Regions from separate parts of the Homo sapiens genome. Here region 1 is linked to region 2. A link is an interaction called in ENCODE POLR2A ChIA-PET data of the cell type or tissue named here. Cell type or tissue: Panc1. All regions are shown on one strand. Links, peaks and the distances in the headings refer to the core of each region. The heading gives the core; the rest is flanking DNA. Region 1 overlaps ZNF800 (zinc finger protein 800). Region 2 has its middle 450 kb from the start of LINC02830.

Region 1 (2,889 bases), core at 390-2,889, 1.8 Mb after region 2:
AAATCACGTCCACCCTACGCTTTGCCTTCAGAATCAGGACTGAAGCATCACCATTCAGTCAGAGCTTAAACTAATTGCAATTAAAGTTGTTTTAAGGAGAAAAAAAAAAGCCTAAGTTAAATGACCAAACCCAAATTTAGAAAGATAATGACAGCAAACATCACATGAAGCTAATTCTCATTTTTCATTACCATACAATTAAAGTTACAATTTATTCCTCCCTAAGAGTCAAAAAAAGAGTTCCCTGCATGTACTGCTCTAGCATATTCTACATGTAGAATCTTTTTTCTACAAATTATATATTTCTCTTCTTACAATATTATATATTTCAAGAACTTAAAAAGAAGATGTCAGCTTCATATTAAAGACCAGTCTTGAATACCAGACAAAATTATCCTTCTCTTTTCCCCTCATTTTTCTCTTTCTAACCATAGGGGCATTCCATAGTTCCTTTGCCTCTAGCACACAACTAAGAAATTCTGAAAGAATATTGAACTCAACTAAACCAATTTAATAAACACATAAAAGATATTTAATAAATATGTAAAGGTAGTACACTTTTTATCTGCTATTTAAAATTTTGTTTTGGTTTGGGGAGAGAGGTCAAAGAGGAAGGAAGATAAACTGAAAGTGTTATAGAGAGGAGGGAAATTTGAAGACACCATATTAGAAACATGATCCTATCAGAATGACACAGCCAAAGCCAAACTACACAAAGGGTAAGGCACAGTCAAGGTAGTAGAAGAAACCAGGGGTTCAGAGCAAACAGCAGGTCTCAAGTCAGCCAATCATCAGGAATTTCCAAGTGGAAAACCTGCAGCTGCAAAACCTGCAGGCTTCTTAAAAAATGAGGCATCTATCTATGGACTGATGTCAACAATAAATAGTTGAATCTACAGTTAATAAAGCAAAGGTACACAAGAGTACGTAGAGTCAGCTACCATTTGTGTAAGAAGAAAATGAGGGATATATGTTTGTATATGTATAAAAGGTCTCTGGAAGAAGACACATAAACCATGTAGCAGCGTTGCCTGAGCAAAGGGGAACTGAAGGACAGAATAGTATAGAAACTTATTTTTTCCTCTATACCCTTTTGTACTTTACTATTTAAAACCACAGACACATATTACTTATTATAAAAAGAAAAACCCATTTAACTTAATTTGCAAGTTAAGCAGACTAATAAAGATATACCAGAAGTCAATAAGAATTTGTAATTTAAATCCAAGAAAACAGTTCAAAGGAAAAGCTGAAATGTCAGGCAAACAGGATGGGTTAAAACTGGTCAAGCAGTCAGTATAGCACACATCAAGTGGTGGACATTAAAAATGAGTCAACTCCTTCATAAGACAGAACTTTTTATGAACTTCCAGCTTGCATAGGAATTAATACCTGGTCATAGACAGCCCAGTGTAGGCAGAAGGTGAGACACAAAAGGAGATGATACAGCAGTTGAAGATAACTATCTGAGCTTGAAGATAAAGGTAGATAACCTAACATATTACTACCATTCAACCTGATTTATACCCTACAGGTTAACAAGAGCAAAAGCATGGACTTCAGGGTTCTATCTTCAAATATCTGTCAAAGATATATAGCACCACCAGGATAGTTCTTTAAATGCAACGTGTGTGACCTAATTGTAATGGAAAGAGCCTAGAAATAGATGAGTCATTGAGGGTGTGCTTAGGAGTAGAGTGGAATAGGAAGAACAGAGCCTCAGAGCTAGAAGGGATCTTTGTCCCCAAGTTATACAGTCCAGACTTCCATACCATTCTCCCAAGGTTTTAGTCAGTCTCAACTTAAATGCCTTAGTGCTAAAGAAGGGCTACCACAGTAGACATTAGATTAACCAGAAATGCAAGAGATTACTATCTTGAAGAAACTAAAATTTCTTAGTTACAGGATACAGTAATGAAGTAAAATAATTCTTTTTTTAATCCAAGATTAGTTTCTTTGTACCACTCAGCATATTTCTAAATCACCTCTAACTTAAACTGTTGGGTACTCAGAAAATTAAAATAATAGTATTTTCAGAATTTGCCTAAATAAAAAATAACTCAAAAGGCAAATTTGCTGATATCATTTTAAAAAGATCGCAGTTCAAAACATCAACATAAAATGGCTTTGGAATTTTACCATTTCAAATTACCCGTTTCACTGCCTCACTTCTTTAGCTCAGAGAGTAAAAATACGACAAACACAGAGAACAGATATGATCACAACATAATAAGAAAATAATTAATTTAATCTTTAAATATTTGCCTTCTAAAATTAAAAAAGATTTTTGGAATCTTTTTTAATTCTGTACCCACACAGATTTTGGGTACAGGTTCTTGTTGATAAGGCTGTTTTTTAACAAGTCAAAGCACTTATGACTTAACTAATTCTAACTTCTTTTTTTTTTTTTTTTTTTTTTTTTAGACAGAGTCTCACTCTTTCCTCCAGGCCGGACTGCAGTGGCGCTATCTTGGCTCACTGCAAGCTCCCCCTCCCGGGTTCACGCCATTCTCCTGCCTCAGCCTCTCGAGTAGCTGAGACTACAGGCGCCCGCCGCCGCCCCCCAGCTAATTTTTTGTATTTTTAGTAGAGACGGAGTTTCACCGTGTTAGCCAGGATGGTCTCGATCTCCTGACCTCGTGATCTGCCCGCCTCGGCCTCCCAAAGTGCTGGGATTACAGACGTGAGCCACCGCGCCCAGCCTAATTCTAACTTCTCAATAAAAAAATGCTATAGTAAACTGACATAGTATAACTTCATTAATTCCAAATTAAGAATTTTAAAAAAGAAACCTATAACAAGTAATATTACTAAATATGAAAAGCTATTGCTGTCATTTCCATGGTATGAGAAAGAACCAAAAAAACCCTTTAATCTCTATTCTAAAAG
Region 2 (2,927 bases), core at 236-2,735:
TATATCAGCATAAACAAATAACACCAAAGTCAATTTTTTAAATGATTACAAGACTAAATGTTTTGCAATAAGTGATAGAAATTTCATGGGGATTTCAAGTTTACTAAGTTAGAGTATTCATTATCGAGTTTAGTAGAAACTGTAACTTCAAAATGTTATTTTTAGTTTTGGTTCAAAATTAGAATAAAGTTCTAGGAGTTAATTTGCATGTAGATGAATGTCATATAAAAGTGCTCACTTAAAAATAATCCTTATCCTTATATTTTGACATATTCACTTTTAATTCCACGTTTTCAAGAGATTATCTGTGAGCTTTTGCAATAGTCAAAGGCTGTTTGAATAACTGACTTTTGTTGGAATCATACCACTTGTGATCAGATTATAAGTGTGGCTTTTCTGTGGCTTAAAAGTGCTTTTGGTCTTCCTAACTGAATTCAGAAAAAATTATATTTTATGAATTTCTGGGTATATTTGTGCATGCATACGTGACGTTTTTAATCTATTTTTGATAGTTTTGAATTAAAAAATAATGTGAATTTATATAAGGTTTGATTGAGAAGAAATTAAGGCTATTATTTCAGCTTTCATCAAAACTAATAACCTTTTCTAATTTAGACCTTTACAAAATTATCATAGATTAGTGGAAAGTGGGAAGTAAGTGATGGAGTGTCTATCAAAGGCAGCATTTGTGCTACATGACTGAAACTGTTATGTCATATTGGAGGTAACTTTTTAAAAGACTAAAATTGAACGTGATTTGAGAGGGCCAAAATGGTCTCGTTGCCTGGGCATTCATTCTTACATGTGTGAGCCCCCAGAGGTGGGGGCAGGCATATGTTATGTGATCATAATTGGTAGTTGTCAGATATCCACTGTACAGAGTAAATTGTACTTCAAAATTGGTAGCTTCAAACTGTGACACAAAGATAGCAAAATATCATAAACGCTTGATCCTACAGTTGTTTTACTGTGTGTTAAAAAAAAAACCGTATCTGACTGTGAGAAAGTTTGTGATAGCTTGAAGCAAAATATAAATTCTTTTATATTTAATATAACTAAGATATATAAATATGTTAATATTTATGTATACTATATGGGATATCTGTGCCCATATATAATTTATTTATATGTAAAATACAAACAAATACCTGAAAGAGACATAACCCAAGGACTAGATAATTTTATTTTATTTATTTTTTTGTTATGATCAATTTTTTATTATAAAGGTTACAAAGCCGTACAGCTAAATGAAGAGATGTATATTGATGGGTAAGGTTTGCGAGGTTCCAAACACAAAGTTTTCCAAACACAAAGCTTCCGTGTCCTCAGGATGTTTCATGCTTGCAGCACACCGATGTGTGATTACCAGTCAGGGAAGTTCACTCAGGCTTTCAGTGTCCACAGCTTTTATTGAGGTTTCTCTATGTAGCATCATTGGTTGAATCATCAGCCATATGACAGAACTAAATCTCCAGCTCCTTTTACCTCATTGGAGGTTAGGAGGTTGGGCTGATACCACATCGTGCAAAACCCTAACCCTCTATTCATCTGACTGGTCTTTTTGACATGGCCAGCCCAATCCTGAGTCATCTCATTAGTATAAATGACCTAGGAGTCTGCCATGAATCATCTTGTTAGCATACACTATCAGTGATCTGAACGGCTCATCATGAAAAAAAAGACACTCCCGTCACTCAGAGAATTCCAAGGGTTTAGAGGCTCCCAAGGCTTCTGAGATGGAGTTGAAGAAGAAAATACTAGAATACAGGACTTTCTTTTTGTAGGATGTTTAATTCAAACTTAATTAGTATTTTTTTAAGTAGAATTAAGAAACAAGAAAGGTAGCGGAGCAAAGAAAGCGTGAGGAGCAGAAGACAGAGCATCCTGAAGGAAAACAATGACCGCCTGAAGACAAAACACAGGAACTCTTTGAAATTTTTAAAGCTCAAATTCCATGTATAAACAGATCTCCCTTTACTCAACTCTAAACTTTCTTCCTTTCACTAACTGCTCTTCTATTTGCTGAGAATTTTAAAGTATGATATCTTTAAATCATTTCTAAATTCCAACACAGTCCATGATGTAAACACTGGCAAAACACAAACAAACTGTTTTAATTTGGTTTAAATTTGTGTAGGCCACCCACTGCTACCTCAAGCAGCAGGGATGGAAGTATGGAGGAAATGAAGTAGAATTAGTACATTTGAAAGTATGAATCAAATATTTCCCAAAACAAAGTCCAACAATACAAATCTTTGTTTATAGTTGCATGATTAGTAGTTTCATGTGTGTTGCTGTGTACTGAATTTCATCCTTGCATCACCCATATGTTGAAGTCCCTACCCCAGATATGACTATATCTAAAAATAGGTCATTTAGAAGATAATTAAGGCTAAATGAGATGATAAAGTTAGGATCCTGATCGATAAAATTGATGTACTTATAAAAAGGGACATCCTAGCTCACTTGTGCTCACTCTTTCTCTTCCTCTCTCTCCATCTCAACACACATGCTTCAAGGAAAGACCCAAAGAAGGTGGCTGTCTGCAAGCCAAAAGGAGAGCCCTCACCAGGCCAGGCACCAGCCCTGTTGGCATCTTGATTTTGAACTTACTTACCTCCAGAACTATGATGAAATTATGTCTGTTGTTTAATCTGCTGGGTCTGTGGTATTTTATTATAGCAGCCTGAGCAAACAAATCAAATGTCCAGTGGATTAATATATCAATTTAATCTTTGTTTTTCTTCTCTCCCACTGATCATAGCCTAATGCATATAGTTTAACTATGTTCCTTATGGAACGTGTACTAAATCCAAGTTGTATTGATAATGCTTCATGTTCATTTTAAGAATGAAACATTTTATTTAAAAAAACTATACAGGGCTGGAGAAACAATGAGATTCTAATCCTGGTTCTTTTGCTAATTA

The links. Peaks named below come from ENCODE experiments on the same cell type or tissue, not always from the same donor. Only the 100,000 strongest peaks of a DNase experiment are listed, where the experiment ranks them.
Region 1: POLR2A ChIA-PET joins it to region 2 with 8 read pairs; 1 of 35 experiments calls an interaction of 5 or more read pairs at or near these places.

The regions. Positions count from the first base shown.
Region 1 is chr7:127,381,831-127,384,719 of GRCh38, forward strand. The region is part of intron 3 of ZNF800 (zinc finger protein 800); the gene reads right to left. Among named protein-coding and RNA genes, the nearest start is that of ZNF800, 9.4 kb to the right of the region's middle. In Panc1, for the core only: no CTCF peak of the experiment used is centred there; a DNase peak (open chromatin) is centred at 1,671.
Region 2 is chr7:125,598,016-125,600,942 of GRCh38, forward strand. No RefSeq gene overlaps it. Among named protein-coding and RNA genes, the nearest start is that of LINC02830, 450 kb to the left of the region's middle. In Panc1, for the core only: no CTCF peak of the experiment used is centred there; a DNase peak (open chromatin) is centred at 1,616.